Regions from separate parts of the Homo sapiens genome. Here region 2 is linked to region 1. The links are chromatin loops, found by intact Hi-C in ENCODE. Cell type or tissue: mammary epithelial cell. All regions are shown on one strand. Links, peaks and the distances in the headings refer to the core of each region. The heading gives the core; the rest is flanking DNA.

The links. A loop is a pair of places that touch in the nucleus more often than their neighbours do. Peaks named below come from ENCODE experiments on the same cell type or tissue, not always from the same donor. Only the 100,000 strongest peaks of a DNase experiment are listed, where the experiment ranks them.
Region 2: a loop joins it to region 1, with 7 times the contacts of the local background. A loop is called at or near these places in 44 of 110 quality-filtered maps.

What each region holds. Positions count from the first base shown.
Region 1 is chr20:45,315,020-45,324,719 of GRCh38, reverse strand. RBPJL (recombination signal binding protein for immunoglobulin kappa J region like) reads right to left here. Exons shown (of 12, transcript NM_014276.4): 10 at 8,378-8,533; 11 at 8,140-8,243; 12 at 6,896-8,034. The coding sequence ends at 7,761. It also overlaps the pseudogene TRV-CAC14-1. Among named protein-coding and RNA genes, the nearest start is that of MATN4, 12 kb to the right of the region's middle. RefSeq lists an enhancer at 3,390-3,439. In mammary epithelial cell, for the core only: a CTCF peak has its summit at 4,990 (motif pointing left); no DNase peak of the experiment used is centred there; H3K27ac peaks cover 335 bases; H3K27me3 peaks cover 460 bases.
Region 2 is chr20:45,445,144-45,454,843 of GRCh38, reverse strand. It overlaps LOC105372631 (a long non-coding RNA gene), which reads right to left. Exons shown (of 4, transcript NR_159957.1): 3 at 7,028-7,247; 4 at 6,263-6,600. Among named protein-coding and RNA genes, the nearest start is that of WFDC2, 20 kb to the left of the region's middle. In mammary epithelial cell, for the core only: CTCF peaks have their summits at 4,265 (motif pointing right) and 8,686; no DNase peak of the experiment used is centred there.

The sequences.
Region 1 (9,700 bases), core at 987-8,986:
ATCCTTGTTACCAAGAGGGCAACCTGCCCCTAGTGTGTCTGGAGAGTCGAACCTTAATTTCAGGTCCTTGGACATTGGTGATCTTCCTTTGGCACCATGTTGCCCAGTACTTTGCTGGGGTTGGGGAAAGGACGCAAACAGGAATTGGTGGTAGTTGGAGCAAACCCTCCCATACACACCATGTGGCCAGGAACCCATTCTTAGGGCTTTATACCAGATCCCATTTAATTGTCAGATCTCCACAGAGTAGGTGCTATTAGTAACCCCATTTGACAGATAGGGAAACTGCATCTAAGAGGTTAAATACCTTGCTCAAAGCTACACAGCTTACCAGTTGTAGAGGTGAGATTTGAACCCCGGCAGTCGGGCTCTAGAGTGCTAACAACTGCACTGCCTATCAAGGGGTTTATATCACCCAAGGCTCCCTCACTGGGGGCTGTTCATGCCCCTGCAAACCCCCTCTGAACCAGTGATTCTGGTCTTAAATCTCGTGGCAGCTTAAATCTCTCCTGAGACTTTGCCACACTGTTTTTCTGAGTCCCATGAGGTTGAGTGGGTCTCTGTTCTCCTAACTTGTGTCTTGTAGAAGGCCCTCACATCTGTTAGATCTGTGCTGACCACTATGGTAGCCACTGGGAACTGTGGCTATATTATAAATTTAAATTAATTATAATTGTAAAAATAAAAATTCTGCTTCTTAGTTGCACTAGCCTTGTTTTAAGTGCTCAACAGCCACATGTGGCTAGTGGCTACTGTATCAGGTGGTGCAGACACAGAACATTTCCAGTTGTAGAAATTCCTGTTAGGGCTGCTTTGGATGGTGTGAGACTGAGTCAGGACCTCTGGGTTTGGGTTTCAGCTTTTACCAGCTGTTACCTTGTGATCCAACAGCCTATAGGGAGGCAAGTCAGAGCTTAGCACACAATAAGTGCTCAATATATGGTGTTCTCATCATCAGTGCCATCTTTTTGGGTAAAGTATTAGTTTAAGAAGACCCCCCCAGGAGATTGAGACGATCCTGGCTAACACGGTGAAACTCCATCTCTACTAAAAGTACAAAAAAAATTAGCCGGGCGTGGCGGCGGGTGTCTGTAGTCCCAGCTACTCGGGAGGCTGAGGCAGGAGAATGGCGTGAAGCGGGGAGGCGGAGCTTGCAGTGAGCCGAGATCGTGCCACTGCACTCCAACCTGGGCGACAGAGCGAGACTCCATCTCAAAAAGAAAAAAAAAAAAAGAAGACCCCCATATTATCTATTGATATTTAAAATTACCCCCAAACTTAGGGGCTTATAACAACATAAATATTATCTCACATTGTTTCTGTGAGTCAGAAGTCAGGAGCATTAGCTGGGCGATTCTGGCTCCATCTTGTGAGGTTGCAGTCGACGTTGGCCAGGTCTTGCTGTCATCTGAAAGCTTGACTGGGCTGGAGGATCCACTTCCAAGATGGCTCAGTTACATTTCTGACAACTTGGTGCTGGCTATTTTGGCAGGAGGCCTCAGTTCCTCATTGCGTGGACCCACATAGAGCTGATTGACAGTCCTCGTGATGCGGCAGCTGGTTTCTCTCAGAACAAGCGATCCAAGAGAGCCACCAAGTGGAAGCTACAGTGACTTTTATGACTTAGCTTGGAAGTCACCCACTATCTCTTCCATAATATTGCATGGGTCACATGGGTCAGCCCTATTCATTGTGACAGGAGACCACCCAGGGGCAGGAGCACCTGGATACAAGACTCATTGGAAGCCATCCTAAATGCTGGCAGACATAGCCCCATCAGTGGTCAACCTCGACTAGGGCTTTATCTGTCTGGAGAGCCAACTCTGGTTATTTCTGATAATATATAATATTTCTGAGAATTGGGCAGTGGATGCAAAATGGATTTTGGACACTATTGGTCCACTTTTTGTTTTTTAATTTTTTGAGGTGGAGTCTCACTCTGTCGCCCAGGCTGGAGTGCCATGGTATGATCTCAGCTCACTGCTATCTCTGCCTCCCAGGTTCAAGTGATTCTCCTGCCTCAGCCTCCCAAGTAGCTGAGATTACAGGCATGTGCCACAATGCCTGGCTAATTTTTGTATTTTTAGTAGAGACAGGGTTTCACCATGTTGTCCAGGCTGGTCTCAAACTCCTGATCTCATGCGATCCGCCCACCTCGGCCTCCCAAAGTGTTGGGATTACAGGCATGAGCCACCACACCCGGCCAAAATGTAGGCACAGGTTTAACTAGTTTTCTGTTTGTTTCCAACCTCGATTAAACTCACTAAATTTAGGGGGAAAATCTCGTGTTTTGGCCCGGTCTCAAACTGGTGACCTTTCATGTGTGAGGCGAATGTGATAACCACTACATTACAGAAGCCAGGCATGGGCCCACTTTTTGTTCATGATCTTGCCAATCTTCAGAGGTAGCAAAACCATGGGACAATGCCTGCATGGGGTGTGGGAAGGCCTACAAGTGAAACACATCTCCCCTACTTATGATTTGCTATGTTGTTTGGGGAGTAGACAGAATTCTAAGATGGCCTGCAAGATTTCTGCCCTATATATACAACCTGTATAATTCTCTCTCCTTGAGGACCTGTAAATATGATGGGATGCCACAAGGTTTATGATTAGTTTACATTAGATAGCAAAGGTGAAAGTGCCCATCTGGTGGCAAGCAGCCAGCTGTAGTGGGGGTTTATCACTTTGCCCTCTAAATGCATTATTGTGCCACTGCTACCCTGCCTGCCTTTGTCCCTTAGGGTCTGGAACAGGGCCAAGCCTGTCTAGGAGGCTGTTCTGAGCTGGTCTGTGGCAAAACCTTATAGATGGTTTTGTTTGTTTGTTTTTCTTTTTTTAGACAGTCTCGCTCTGTTGCCCAGGCTGGAGTGCAGTGGCACAATCTCGGCTCACTGCAACCTCTGCCTCCTAGGTGCAAGCGATTCTTGTGCCTCAGCCACCCAAGTAGCTGGGACTACAGGTGCACGCCACCACGTCTGGCTACATTTTGTATTTTTTATTTTTTGAGACAGAGTCTTGTTGTCACCCAAGCTGGAGTGCAGTGGCGTGATCTCAGCTCACTGCAACTTTCGCCTCCTGGGTTCAAGCGATTCTTCTGTCCCAGTCTCCCAAGTAGCTGGGATTACAGGTGTGAGCCACCGTGCCCAGCCTATTTTTGTATTTTTAGTAGAGACGGGGTTTTACCATGTTGGCCAGGCTGGTCTGGAACTCCTGACCTCAAGTGATCTGAAGTGATCTGCCTGGCTCGGCCTCCCAAAGTGCTAGGATTACAAGTGTGAGCCACCATGCCTGGCCACAACCTTATAGATGTATTATGGGTTTCACTTCCCTTAAAACCACTTCCTCTTTCCCTTGCCATCTTCACAGGTCTGTGCCCTACCCAGGGGGAAGCTGTCAGAGAATTTTACCTATGCTGTGGTTATAACTTAATAGAAGTTAAAAAAAAAAAAGAAAGAAAGAAAGAGAGAGAAACCCCAAGGTCGGTACTTACTGGGGAACTAGCTTGTTAATAATGGTGGAACACCAGGCAGCATGAGAGCTGGTAAATTGGAGATTTGGGCCTTATCCTCACTACATGCCCCATCCCCACCCTCTGCAACACACATGTCACCTACACACAGCAGCGTGGTAGAATGAGAATGAAGAGAAACTCAGAGCCCCAGATTTAGTGGTAGGAGTGCAGGATTTGAATCAATTGTAGGCTTTGCCATCTGCTGTGACCTTAGCCTCCTCTCTTGGAGCCTCAGTTTCCCCATCTATAAAATGAGGAGGAAATACTGACTAGGGCCATGATTCTTAACCCTGGCTGCTCACTAGATTCACATGGGAGGGTTTCAAACAATACAGATGCCTGAGCTCCACACTCAGAGATGTTAATAGAATTGTTCCATGGCGTGGCCGGTATATTATTAGTATTATTTTTTTTTTTGAGACGGAGTTTCACTCTGCTGGAGAGACCCTAGGCTGGAGTGCAGTGGCGTGATCTCAGTTCGCTGCAGCCTCTGCCTCCTGGGTTCAAGCAATTCTCCTGCCTCAGCCTCCTGAGTAGCTGGGATTACAGGCACACGCCACCACGCCTGGCTAATGTTTTGAATTTTTAGTAGAGACAGGGTTTCACCATGTTGGCCAGGCTGGTCTCAAACTCCTGACCTCAGGTGATCCACCCACCTCGACCTCCCAAAGTGCTGGGATTACAGGCGTGAGCCACTGCGCCCGGCCCGGTATATTAATTTTTATAGCGTGGCAAATGATTCTAATATAAAGAGGACTAAATTAATCCATAAATGGGTTTTAGTGTTAGGAAATTCCCTGGAAGTATGTAGAATTCTGTGCATAAACCCCCAAAGGGTCTCCCTCTGTCACCCAGGCTGGAGTGTAGTGGCACAATCACAGCTCACTGCAGCTTCCACTACCTGTGCTCCAGTGATCCTCCCTCCTCAGCATCCCCCCGCCCCCACCCCATAGCTGGGACTACAGGCGTGCACCACCACACCGGCTAATTATTATTATTATTTTTTTATTTTTTTGAGACGGAGTCTCACTCTGTCCCCCAGGCTGGAGTGCAGTGGCACGATCTCGGCTCACTGCAAGCTCCGCCTCCCGGGTTCACGCCATTCTCCTGCCTCAGCCTCCCAAGTAGCTGGGACTACAGTCGCCCGCCACCACGCCTGGCTAATTTTTTGTATTTTTTGGTAGAGACGGGGTTTCACCGGGTTAGCCAGGTTGGTCTCTTATCTCCTGACCTCGTGATCCGCCCGCCTCGGCCTCCCAAAGTGCTGGGATTACAGGCGTGAGCCACTGCGCCCGGCCCTATTTTTACATTTTTTTGTAGAGATGGGGGAGGGGGTCTTGTTATGTTGCCCAGGGTGGTCTCGAACTCCTGGGCTTAAGTGATCCTTGCGCCTCGGCCTACCAAAGGGCTGGGATTAAGGCCCGGTTTTTAAATATAAATAAAATGAGAACTTAATGCTCGGGTGGAGAACAGTGCCACCTGCCGGTTTCACTTTGCATTAGCAATATCTAAATATCTGCCAATGCCATATAATGCAATTCACTGTTTATTGAGCACCAACTCAACATGCGAGGCATTGTGATGCACCCTTTAGGACATGCAGAGATAAGAGCTCCTTTCCCCATGAAGATGGCAGCCTAGAGGAGACAATGGGCATGTAGGTAAAACCTTTGATCCAAAGCAGGCAGTCGATATGGTCCCATTGAGGGTCTGTGGGAATACAAGAAAAAAGCCTGGGGCCAGGGCTGGCTTCGTGGTTGTGCAGCCTGTGCTTGGAAGGCCCCTGCACTTGGTTTCATCATTTCCTGTGGCTGTCTTGAAGTTCTTTTTTTTTTTTTAATCCCGTGTTCAGTCGAATTGAAATTCTTGAATAATTTTTGAACAACGGGCCATTTTGCACTGGGGCCCACAAATTATATAGCTAGTTCTACCTAGAGTAGTTTGGGAAATTTTGGAAGAGGCGACACAGGACCTGGCAGGGCAGTAGTGGAGGGAGAGGAAAACAGGAGGCATATGGTAGTGTGGAAGTGGGGGTGGGATCCTTAGGCCTGGGTGACTGGGTGGTGTGGGGGAAGGAGCTAGAGGTGGTGCTGCAAGGCAGGTGGAGAGGGAAAGGAGTTTGATGTTAGATGGCTTCAGACTCAGTGCAAGGAAGACCTCCAAGGACAGTTTCAGCAGCTGGAACTCAGAAGCTAGGCCAGGGCTGGAGCTTTGGTCACAGACTTCCAGATGGATACCTTGGGGACACCAAAGGTTATAGGATCCCCTGAGATGGGTGAGGACTAAGACAGAGCTGTATGGCTGGGTCTGGGCTTTTGGTCCAACCTAGATTATTGGCTTCTGGGACTCCTGCCTTGAGGAGTGGTGGAGGAAGACTTTGGGGGCAGGGCTGGACGATGAGCGCTTGAGCCCCAATTCCCCATGTGGTGCGCTATGACACTCTTCTCAGCCTCCTCCCTCCTGGCTGCCTGCTTCAACACCACCATGGACGGTGAGTCAGGCGCTCATTTCAGGGACATTTCCCATTCAACTCATTTGCTGCCTTCCTCAGCCAAGATTCACCTTCAGGGGCCACAGGCTTCTTCCTCACCCCTCACAGTGGGTTGCAGCCTGCTGATGGCAGATGGCAGAACTTAGTCAAGACTTTGGGAAGGCTAAAGAACATACCCCATTTCCTCTCCTCTGCGTATTGTTCGTTTCTTTTTTCTCATGGGACTTTCCATACCCTGGGGGAGGAGTTTTACAAGAAATGAGCTCTTCCTTAGGAGGGCAAGCTCTTCTCCAGAGGGTTAGAACCTAGAACCCACATTTCAGACCAGTTTTCCCATCAGGCACCACCAGAGGCTGGTGCAGGTAGCTGGCACCCATGATACTTATCTGTGTCCTTGATTCCAATAGCCCAAGCCAGTGTTCTGCCTGGTTTTTTTTTCCTTCCCTATAAAGCACAGACTGGGTAGAGTGGTACCTAGGGTGGGTAGGCTGGTGGGGAATAGATTGTGATTCTGTCCATCAGCCCCATGCAGAGAGGCCCCCCTCTCAACTACATTACTGCCCAGTCAATCCCAGGAGTTCTGCCCAGGGCTATCCTGGGAAAGCTTTGTTTTGAAAGGGTCCCGTGGTCACCTCTGGGCCTGGGGTGCACCCTTGCTTGGGATGGAGAGATAGCTAGTAGGGTAACAACCCCAGGGCAGGGACAGGGACTCAGGATGCCAGCTGCCTCTGCACCCTGTTCCTCCTCTAGAAAACGTCCAAAAGGTAGGCTCTCTGCTCCATCAGACTTGTGGTTCTTTTCTTTCTGTGCAGGTCCCCTCTTTTGTGTGTTGGTGCGAGGGTTGGGGGAGGCACACTTGGGGAGGTGGCTCATACAGACCAAACTCTGCCTTGGATAGGATTGATTTTAATGCAGCTGTAGAATCCCTGATCCTCAGGACTGCGTCCTGCTGGGCCTGTGGGAGAAGTGACTGGGGGGGACAGTTAAGGCGGCAAGACCTCATCACTGTCCAGGCACCTGCCCAGCCACCAAATCTGTGGACCAGGGAGCAAACACAGGCAAAGGTACTATGCCTGGCTGCAGTCAGAGAGAGTCTCGGGAGGAGCAGGTCTTTGTGCTCTAGGGCAGGACACAGTGCTCTAGGTGGGAACTGGTGCCCCAGGTGGGACCGAATTCCCCAGGTGAGACTTAGAGAGACCCGGTGCTCCAGGTGGATCTAATATTCCAGGAAGGACCTGGTGCTCCAGGGTCCTGATGCCCCAAGAGCTTGCCCCCTATGCCTGGATGTGTGAAGCTGTGTGTTTTCTCTTCAAGAGGGGACACAGATGCCTGGAGGGTAAATGTCCCAAACTTGGCTCCTCGGGGCATGTAAAATTGTGTGTGAGAGGCAGGGAGAGCTGAAGAGAGAAAAGGACAGAAGGATAGGGACACGCACATAGGTCTGTAGACTAAGTACTGAGGGGGAAGGGAGAGAGAGAGAGGTTTAGAGACAGAGTGAGAAGAAATGAAGACAGGGAGAGCCATACACGACGGACACAAAGACAGCACCACTCAGGTCTTGTCTTCCTGTATGTGTAAGGACAAGGGAGGGAGTGAGCCGGGTAAGACCCACCAGGCCCGGTTTCTAGGGTGAGCCTTCAGCTGCCCTTCTGCAGCAAAGGGGCAAGGAAGCAGGGCCTAGAACCCAGAAACACGTCCCCGCGCCTGGCGCGGGCGCAGCCCTCCAGGGTGGGCAGCCGGGGCTACCGGGCGCGCCTAAGTCTGGATGAAGAGGTGGAAGTTGGTGCGCGTGAACTCCTGATGGATGCTCTCCAGGAGCGCGTCGGCGTCGGTGGCGGGCTCGGGGACGCCGGGGTGACCCGGCCGCACGCTGTATTCCGGGGTGTAGGTGAAGGAGAAGGCACTAGGGTAGAAGAGCCCGTCGGCGCGCACCAGGCTCATGGGGATTGTGATGGGAGCGCGCAGCCAGCGCCAGTCGCTGCAGAAGGCCGCCACGTCCGGCACCACGCACACCAGGGACCGCGGGCTCCTGGGGGTGGAGCACCAGGGTGAGGGCTGCGGCGACTCCGACGACGCGTGCACCCCCTTCCCCTGCTCCCCGGGGCCCAAGAGAGGCTGCCTCACCACCCCGTACCTGTACATGGTTTCTGCCTCCACGTCCCCAAACCACACCTTGAGCCCCGCGTGGAAGTTCTCTCCGTGGAGCTCCAGCGTGGCCACGTCGCCCCCGCCGCTCAGCTGGGGGAGGGTGGGACCAGGTGAGGTGAGAGAACCAAGTAGGGCGGGAACCCGCTGCCCCCCACTCACTAGCACCACCACTGCCCAGTGCAGGCAGGGTCCCCCTGCCCAACGCCCCTAGCGCCCGGCTTCACCTCTAGGGTGCTGATGAGAGGCACCGGAGTGACCGGCTCCAGGGTACACGCCAGGCTGGTGCTGAAGGAAAATTCCACCGACTCGGTGCCGATGATGGTCCAGCAAGAGCTGTCGTTAAGCAGAGCCCTGTTCGCCTCCTTGGGGCAGGGAGAGGCCTGGGAGGAGACCCAAGGGGACGAGGCCGAAGCTTCTCATGGTGGCCACCAGTGTAGGGAGCCAGCATGGCGCGTGGGCTTCTGCGTTAGACCGAACTGGATACTAATCCTAGGCTCTGGGGTTCACTTGTCCCCTCAGCTTGGACAGTGCCCTTAAGTTCTCTCACTTAGCGTTAAGAAAGCTTGTTGAGCTAGCTGATTTCTTCTTTCTTCTTTCTTCTTTCTTTTTTCTTTATTTTCCTTCCTTCCTTCCTTTTCTTTTTCTTTCCCTTTCTCTCTCTTTTTTCCTTTCTTTCTTTTTCTTTCTTTCCTTCCTTCCTTTTCTTTCTTTCCCTTTCTCTTTTTCTTTTCTTTCTCTTTCTTTTCTTTCTTTCTTTCTTTTTCTTTCTCTCTCTCTCTTTCTCTCTTCTTCCTTCCTTCCTTCCTTTCTTCCTTTTTTTTTTTTTGAGACTGAATCTCGCTCTGTCGCCCAGGCTGGAGTGCAATGGCCTGATCTTGGCTCATTGCAACCTCCGCCTCCCGGGTTCAAATGATTCTCCTGCCTCAGGCGCCCGGGTAGCTGGGATTACAGGTGCCAGCCACCACGCCCAAATAATTTTTTTGTATTTTTAGTAGAGACAGGGTTTCACCATGTTGGCCAGGCTGGTCTCAAACTCCTGGCCTCGTGATCCTCCTGCCTCAGCCTCCCAAAGTATTGTGACTACAGGCATGAGCCATTGGCCCGGCCTGGGATAGCTGATTTCTAAGGGTCTTTTTTCTTGGGATTCCAGAATTTTTTTTTTTTTAACATTGTGCAATTCTATGCTCTAATAATCTACAATTTTAATATTCTTTGGGAAGGAATATTCTTGGGGAAGGAATAATACTTGCTATTTTCCACATATTATAATTCTATCTCGTAACATTCTATGATAATATTCTTTTGGGAGTACTACTGCTTAACGATAATTATTATTTTCCACATTCTATAATTTTCCACATTCTGTGTCTTTATCTGTGCTTCGAATAGTCTTTGCTCATTAATTCTCTGCTCTCTATTACCTATCATGATTTTTATTTACATCCTACAATTTTATATCCCAATTTATTTACTTACTTTTTTTGAGATGGAGTCTTGCTCTTGTCACCCAGGCTGGAGTGCAATGGTGTGATCCTGGCTCACTGCAA
Region 2 (9,700 bases), core at 1,134-9,133, 130 kb before region 1:
GGTAAAACCCTGTCTCTACTAAAAATACAAAAATTAGCCAGGCTCAGTGGCATGCACCTATAATCCCAGCTACTCAGGAGACTAAGGCATGAGAATCGCTTGAACCCAGGAGGTGGAGGTGACAGTGAGTTGAGATCGCGCCATTGCACTCCAGCCTGGGTGACAGAGCAAGACCCTGTATTGAAAGAAAGAGAGAGAGAGAGAGAGAGAAAAGAAAAGAAAAGAAAAGAAAAGAAAAAAGAAAAGAAAAGAAAAGAAAAAAGAAAAGAAAAGAAAAGGAGAAGAGAAAAGAGCAGACCTGACTTCCAGGAGCTGTCCTGACACTCAGCGGGGCCTTGATGTTCTCCTGCTGAACATGAACAACTTTGCAAAACATCAATGTCAGACAAGGCCATGCTCTGCCCATGACAGATCAAAACCAAAACTGCCTAAGCTGTAACCATGTTTGAACACAGACAAAACATGAGCAAGCCACAAAAATAACCAAGCAGCCCTCTCCCCTGGCTAATATGAACATCGGCTGCTTCTTTACCAACTGCTGCTCTTCTTACAGCTCTAATCTCCATCCAGTCATCCCTTCTTACAGCTAAGATGTATTAAGATACCCAGTCATAGAACTGCTGCATTTCCTGAGCATCCGATGCAGAGCAAAGCCTGCTTCTTTAAACCGTCCTCCAAATCAACGAACACAAGCCTGAGTCCTAGAAGTCCTTTCTAACATCCTCTTAATGAGATGTCACTGTGTGATCACCCAGGTCTGTATTCTCCTTTGCCTTAGTGAGTAATAAACGCACATTGTTCGACTTCTAGTTCAGCTAGGAAGAGGGGTATTCCTAGTGGTCTCTGGCTGGAGATATTGACAGGTATTGTCATCATCCATATTTTATCAATAAGAAAACTGAAGTTCAGAGAAGTTGAGAAACGTATGCAAGACCACAAGGCAGTGAGTGAGAACTAGCTGTATCTAACGCCCAGTCTATGTCCTCACTTGTTTAACAATCCCTGCTATTCCAGCACTCTATGCCTCGGTTTTCTCATCTGCAGCAAGGCAGTTAGACTTTGCTCTCCAAAGGTCCCTCCAGCCCCCATCTTCTCGGAGGCAGGTGTGTGAATGCATTGTCAAAGGAGCTCTGCCTGGAGGAGCTGGCGAGAACGTCTCTTTGGCTGGGAACCCACTGGATTCCAAACAGATTGTTCCCATGATGCCTTGCAGCTAGAAGGTCTAATAATGAACTTGAAGAGTGGTGCATCCTCAGAAATACCTTCATGAGCCTTGGACCCCTGCCCACCACCTACCTCCTACCCCCTCCTCTCAGCCATCCTCTTTTCTATTTCTGAATTACATTGCCACAGCTCTTGCTTAACTGGGGGAGGCAAGGCAGGGGGTGACTCAGGAGCTCTTACCCTACTGAGCACCCTCCTCTTCCTACAGTTGCCTCTCTCCCCATCCCCAGTGAGGGGCACCTCACAAGGGGGGCTACCATCTGGCAGCCTCTGCAGATATTGTAGGGAGCTTTAAAAAGAGATTCTCTTAACTATGAATCCTAAGAGACTGAAAGCTCCTGGAGGGGACTTAGCAAAATGTTGCACAAGAACCAAAAATACACTTTGTGGGAGGTGGAAGTACTTTGATTACCATTTCTCAATCTCTGCAGAACTGTCTTAGTACAAAGACAGCTGACCTGGTTAGTGGGCTTCTTGAGAGTAGTCAGGACCCATGTGGAAATGAAGGGCCAGGGGCAAAGGGGACACATATTTGTTTCTTTTTTTTTCTTTTTTTGAGACAGGGTTTTACTCTGTCGCTCAGGCTGGAGTACAGTGGCACAATCACAGCTCACTGCAATCGTCACCTCCCAGAATCAGGTGATCCTCCTACCTCAGCCTCTGAGCAGCTGGGACTACAGGTGCATGCCACCACGCCCAGCTGATTTTTGTATTTTTTGTAGAGATAGGGTTTCAACATGTTGCCCAGGCTGCTCTTGAACTCCTGGGTTCAAGCAATCCACCTGCCTCAGTGCTGGGATTATAGGCATGAACCACCATGCCTGGCCCATATGCTGGTTTAATGGGAAACAAGAGTGCTCTTCTAATAATGAGTGCTATCAGCTGGAACCTGGTGCCAAGAGGAGGTGAGCTTCCCATTGGAGAAAGTACGAAAGCTAAGGCTGACTAATGAGCTGACTTCTATGAAATTCTGGGTTTTCATTATTCAGAAGCCTTTCCCAACTTTTCTTCTTCCAGCACCAAATCCCTCTCCCATCCCAACATGCACACACCTATGCCACTCCCCCCATGGGTCTGCTTCTTAGAGGTAAGAAAGGTAGTGGGCTCTCTCCTGATGAGCTGGGTGGAGCAGAGGGAAGCAGGAAACTCAGGCTACAGGGGAGAAGGGCACGACTCTCATGCAAATGAGGTGGTTCCCCCATCTCTCCTAGGTTACTCCTCTTCCCCTTCTACCCACTGACGGCACTCCAGGTTCACCTATATTCAGGGTTGGGTGAACTTTGAGGAATAAGCTGGGGTCTCCTATGATGCAGAACAGCTACTTGGAAACCAATACAAATACTCCTTTCGGAGAGGCGGGAGGTAAAGGAAATTAGAATCCTTTTTCTAATGCCCACATCTTTGCCACACCCAAAAGCTTATGTTTTCCTCTTTCTTTCTACCTGATAAAATTCAGTTCATCCTTCAAAATCCAGGATGAGCGCTGCCTCCTCTGCGACGCCAGCCTTGACCTCTTCAGGTGAGATTAAGGGCCTCCACCTGGGTTCTCGCAGCGTTTGTGCTGCTGAAACTATTCCTCTGTCTCCCCTGTTCTGGTCCAGCCAACTCCTAAGTGGGGTGCACTGTGGTACAGAAAGAAAATATTTAGAAACTTCAGTTTATTCATTTCTAGCCTATACTTTATTAAAATTTATATTATTGAATACTTATAATGTACATATTAGTACAACAATATGCACATACTTATAAATACGGGAACTGCACACTCAAAAACCTTTTCCTGGGCCGGGCACAGTGGCTCATGCCTATAATCCCAAAACTTTGGGAGGCCAAGGCGGGAAGATTACTTGGGGTCCGGAGTTCGAGACCAGCCTGGCCAACGTGGTGAAACCCTGTCTCTACTAAAAATACAAAAATTAGCCAGGCAGACGCCTGTAATCCCAGCTACTCGGGAGGCTGGGCAGGAGAATCGCTTGAACCTGGGAGACGGAGGTTGCAGTGAGCTGAGATCACACCACTGCACTCCAGCCTGGGTGACAGAGTGAGACCCCCATCTCCAAAACAAAACAAACAAACAAACAAACAAAAAAACCTTTTACTGAAATGGGTGGTGTGAGGGATCAAACAAATTTGGAGGCTACCGTTTTGGTCATTACTGTTTTCCTGGTGCCTATCACAAAACAGGTGCTTAATATTTAGGAGTGAGGCCTGGCGTGGTGGCTCACGCCTGTAATCCCAGCACTTTGGGAGGCCGAGGCCAGAGGATTGCTCGAGGCCAGGAGTTCCAAACCAGCCTGAGCAGCATGGAGAGACCCTGTTTCTACAAAAAGTTAAAAAATTAGCTGAGCATGGTGGCACATATCTGTAGTTCCAGCTACTGGGGAAGCTGAGACAGGAGGATTGCTTGAGGCCAGGAGTTCGAGGTTACAATGAGCAATGATTGCACCACTGCACTCCAGCCTGGGTGACAGAGCAATACCCAGTCTCTAAAAACATATGTATTATGTATATATGTGCACATATATGTATATAATTATACTATTCCCTACTGGAAAATGAGTGACCCGGATATCACTTACAAACACTAGTGATACATATGTGTGTGTATATATGCATATATATGTATATAATTATATACATGTGTATGTGCATGTATAATATATATTATATGCATATGTATATAATTATATACATATGTGCATATACACATGTGTATATGTAATTATATATTAATAGAAATAATATGTATAAATATATAAAATATGTATATTATATACACATAATATATGCTATATACATGTCTGTTTTATATATGTATATAATTATATACATATATACACACACATGAGAGTGAATGAATGAACAAGTGAATGAGGCTGCCTGGGTTGTCTATTATAATGATTATATATGTTAGCTGTGTGACATTGGGCAACATACTTCCCTTTCTTAGGTCTGAATTCCTCATCTGTGAAATGAGGAAGTTGGATCAGATTCCCTCCCAAATGCCATCCAGCACTAGTTTCTAAGTGATGTCCGGGTCACACATTTTCCAGTAGGGGGCAGTATCATTTAGTCAATAATAATCATAGTTAATGTTTAAGTTGCAGTCATTACATGGTCCAAGGGCTCAGCATGTGTTAATTCACTTAGCTACACAACAACCCCACACAGGGAGAAGACAGGTACAGAGCACACCTACAAGTTAAATCACTTGTTCAAAGCCACATACAGAGTGTGGCAGAAGATATGTGCCCTACCCTTACCCCGGACCTGACTCCTTCGGTGCCACCAGCTGATTTCCAAGTGCTAGTGTCTGCATCTCTTTGCCTGAGGGCTTCCTTGGAAGCCACACAAGGAGGGCCCAGGCCCAGATCAGCCGGAAACCCTCAGTCCATATGGAGACTGGTGCCTGAATATCTCCACTGGTGCATAAACACTTGCTCTCCTAGGGAAAGGGGGTGATAGCTGCTGCGAGGAATTGTCTGGCCCTGCTCCCAGCATTCCCAATGGGATTAAGCTCAGTCACAAACAGTGATGGGGGGCTTGATGCCTCACCCTTTCTCACCCCCACGCCCACCTTACCTAATAAGCTGCTTCTTAGATCCCCAAATTCCCAAATTCAGACAAACCCAGAATTAGGACTTTTATAGCCTGGCTGGAAAGTCTGGGCTCTAATTTACACAATCTTCCTCCCAAAGGACAAAGCCTTTGGGTCTGTCACATATGCCTGGGTTCTGCCATTTATCAGCTGTTATGGGTTGAACTGTGTCCTCCCAAAAAAGCTACTTGGAGTCGTAACCCCCAGGTCCCTCCAAATGTGACCTTATTTGGAGATGGGCTCTTTACAAAGGTAATCAAGTTAAGATGAGGTCATCAGTGTGGGCCCTAATCCAATACAACTGGTGTCCTTAAAAAGGGGACAGACGGGAGAACACTATGTGAAGACTGGATTTATGTGACCACAAGTCAAGGAGCTTCCAGAAGCCAGGAGAGAGGCCTGGAACAGATCCTTCCCCAGCTTCTTCAGAGCAAACGCAGCCCTGTGGACACCCTGATCTCACACTTCTGGCCTCCAGAATTTAAGAGGGTAAATTGCAGTTGTTTAAACCAGTCAGTCTGTAGTCCTTTGTTCTAGTTGCCCCAGGAAAACAATATGGCAGTTACGTGACATCACCGTGCCTCCATATCCCCCTCTGTAAACTGGGGACCATAATGCACCCTCCTTCACAGGATTCTTGGGAATTAAATGAAATAATGCGTGTAAAAGGCTAAGCATGGAGCCTGGTACATGGTCGGTGTCCACTAAATGGGTAGTTGTTATTGCTGTAACTGAAATAACAAACCACCACCACCACCCTACAACACACATACAGAGATACACACACACACACACAACTTCAGGGAAGGGGATTTCTTAGATAAGCAGACAATTGACCCTCATGCTCCTTCCCTTCTCCTTCAGAGAGACCAGGAGAACAACCTACCCCTCAATCTGACCTGGCCCAAAAGTAAAAAAAAAAAAAAAAAAAGAAAAGGCTTTAATGTTGAAACATCACTCAGGTTTTTGTGTAGCTTGGAGTGGCCATTAAGAGGTAGGTGTTGCAATGGGTTTTCTTCTTACAACTGGTAGGGCCCAGTCTGATGGCAGGAAAAGCGGTGATGCTGCTGTTCTGCAAAATATTGGGAAGATCACCCAATATTAAGGTTCTTAGTTGCAAACAACAGTATCCAATCCAGTTTGTTTAACTGGAAAATGAATGTTTTTAAATATTGTATAAGGCCAGAGAGACAAAGCCTGAAACTACACAGACAAGGAAAAATGTCCAACATCACAGGGAGCGAGGGGGATTCTTTCATGAAAACCCCCCCGCCACCACTACTTGGCAGAGCTGATGCTCAGAACTGGATGCCAGGAACTCCACCCCTGCCATCCCCAAGGAACCCAGTGGGGGGGTGGGGGGTGGAGGACGAAGGTGAGGATGCAGTGAGAATGAGGGCTACGGTGAGAGAGTCCTGGATTCAAACCCTCAGCCTGTCATCCGTGCTGGGCAGAGGAGATGTACTCATGCCCTCCTTTATTCATTCATTACGCAAATATTTACAGACTACCTCCTTTGTGCCAGGCACTGTCCTAAGTGCTGGGGGTAACGTGATGAAAAAACAAAGGAATGTGGTTTGTGTTCTCGTGGTGCTCAGTTGATCAAATCAATGCTGAAACAAGCCTGTGGGGAGAGGAAGGAGGCAGGGTTCTGCTGTGAAGGAGAAGGTTGAGGAGGAAGCAGAGAAGGTGCTGCACTATTTCAGAAAGCAGCCACAGGCCCTGTCTGGGGCATCCTCAGATGTCAGCATCTCAAGGCAGCACAGGTGACAGGCTCTCTGCAAAGAGAAAGGAATTTGTTAATTGTCGTTGCTGAAGCCCTTGACTTGGACACTGTGCAGCTGGCAGATCCTAGACCCTCCCAGAAATGAGCACCTCTGGTCCTCCCTGCAGTCAAGGCAACAGACAAGAAGGCAGTGAGTTTGCCAAGCCTGGAGGGGGGTGGCTCAGGAGCACTGCAGACTCACTCTGCAGGGTGGCTGCCTCAGTGTTCCCATCTGAAAAAGGGGAACAGGTAAGACGGCTCAGATTATTTCAGAGGTGCTTCTAGCAGTGACCTCCTGCCAAGCTGGCTTTTGGAAGATGTGTTAAGTCTGCGGTTTCACAGGACACGTCGCCACTTTCTCCTCGGAAGGCAGAGAGAGCCTCAGCATCAGAGGAGGGACACTGTGTAGGTGCGAGGGGTGTAGGACCTGTGAACTCTACCTCTTTGCCTCAGATCTTCCCTCCGGACCTGCTCCTCGCCTTAACCCATGCCCTGGGTTCCCGGCTCTCTTGTGTGGCAGATCCTGGCTCACTCCTGCTTCTCCAGGAAGTGGTTCTCCTTCCTTCTGCAGCGGCCATATCCAAAGATCTTGCAGATCCTGGAGCTGATGTTGAAGAAGGACCTGGAAGGAAGGCTCCAGGTAGAAGGCAGGTGGCGGGGCTCCAGAGACAAAGGAGGGTCAATAAGAAGATGGTCATCACAGCGGTCTACACAGCAAGCAGCAGAAACAACCGGCATGGCCAAGCATGGTGACTCACACCTGTAATCCGAACACTTTGGGAGGCCGAGGTGGGTGGATCACCTGAGGTCAGGAGTTCGAGACCAGCCTGACCAACATGGAGAAACCCTGCCTCTACTAAAAATACAAAAATTAACCAGGTATGGTGGCATGTGTCTGTAGTCCCAGCTACTCAGGAGGCTGAGGCAGGAGAATTGAAGGAGGCGGAGGTTGCAGTGAGCCGAGATCATGCTACTGCACTACAGCCTGGGCAACAGAGTGAGACTTCATCTCAAAAAAAAAAAAGGTAAAATATTTTTATGAATATTTGAGAATTTAAGTCTCTGCAATTATTCAATGTGTTCATTCAGCCACAGACTTCTTCACCTCTTTAGTAAACCATCAGGTAAACAGACGGAAAACAAAAACCTGGTGAAATGAGAAAACCTTTGCATTGATGTGGAAGTTGTTTTCTTGGTTTTCTTTTTAAAGCTAGAAATCACATTCTGGTAGACGATTAACACTTTAACTTGATCTTGAAGTCTGGAATGATTTGTATTCAGATTCAAAGCTCTTGGGCTGAGCAGGGCTGGGTTAGGGTGCAGAGAGCAAGGCAGGACTGTGCAGGTGCAAGGTTGGACCCTGTCTTTATTTTAAATGTTTATATTTTGTTCATGGACTTTTAAAATTAATTTTAATTTTTTAAACCATTGCATTTTAATATGATTTATCTTGATGGCTGAGGTTTTTGACTTCTTAAATTCTGTGTCCAAGACCTCATTCATCTCACCCTTGTCCGGAGGTGAAGCCCTGTCCCTTGGGGCTGGATGAATGAGCTGGATCTTTTGCTGAGAGCAGATATGATGGAGACCCAGAAGGAGGATAACACCAGAGCCCTGAGGAGGGAAGTGTGGGTGCCACAGAGTAGAAATCATTAGGAAAGGGAAGGCTGTGGTTCCTGAGGGCAGCCTCGCCTGCTGGGTAGCTCTACCTGGGGCTGCTACTCTTCCCTCTTCACCTTTTGATGAGCAAATCAATGAGTTCCTGTACATTTAGTCCTCTAAAGTAGGATGATTTATCTGTTTTCTTTGAGTTGTAGGAGTTGGAAATCTTTATTGTTTAATGCTTTTCTTTATTTTCTAAGTTTTCTATCATGAGCATATATTACTGCATTTAGGTATCAGGAAACAGCAAAGGAAAGACATTTAATTACTTATGTAAAGAACGGAATCATCTTCAACAGAGCAAAGCATTCTTACTATTCAACAGACCTGAGACAGACCGAGGGAACAACACATATACACAGGTCTTCAGTGTTTGCCTGGACTGGTGCAGTAGCCTACTCACTGGCCCTCTGTCTCCACCCTTGGTCCCCTACAGGCCACTCTCCACACTGCAGCCAGAGGGATCCTGTGACAATTTGAATCAGATCATGATGTTCCTGTGATTTCCCATCTCTCTTACAAAGCCTAAGTTTTTATACAGTCCTACAAGGCTTGCCCCCACAGCCTCTCTGACCATATCATCTTACACTCTCCCACCCCACCCACTCAGCCCCAGCCACACTGGCCTCATCGCTGCTGCTCAAACACATCAGGCACAGTCTTCCTGGGGCCTTTGCACTAACCGCGTCTTCTTCCTGCATTGCTCTTCTCCCAGCTGGTCACGATGCTCACTTACTTTCTACAGGTTCTGCTCTTTGACCGGTCTACATAAAAGAGCAGCACCTCCTTTACCCCCATTACTCCTTATCCCCTTCCACTATTTTGTCTTCAAAATGCTTGTCATGACTCACATATTATCTCCTTATTTTTCTATTGCCTGCCTCACCTAGAGGGTAGGGTCCTTTGCTGCTGTGTTTTGTTTACAGCTATGTGCTCATGGAGAACGATGCCTTGTAGGTACTTGGCAAATATTTGTCAAATGAATTAATCTGCTCATGCTCATTGATGGTGGGGATGGTGCTGCAGTCATTGAATAGAATGAGGATAATTAAGTTCCCTGGAAAAAAGTGTATTTGATCATCGGGCACCTCCTTGTTAGGAATCGAGTTCTAACATGTTATAAATGGTCTCGACATGGGAGGTCAGAAGAGGGAATGATTTTTTCCAACTAGGGGATCGAGAGAAGTTTCTCAGGGGTTGGACCTGGATATGAGCTTTGTAGCACAGTTGGATTGGGACTGGAAGAGAAGAGGGTAGAAAAGTGGACTAAGGGATCGGCACAAGCCAGGTACTTGGGGAATGTGGAGGACTTATGGCATGATTCTGAAACTGCCTTTGTGAAAATTATAACTGAGGAAATTATGACACTGAAAGAGATCAGACCTAACCAACTCTATCTTGCCTCTACCCTTTAAGCTGTCCTTGTTCATTCCTGGGTGTAGGCAGAACTA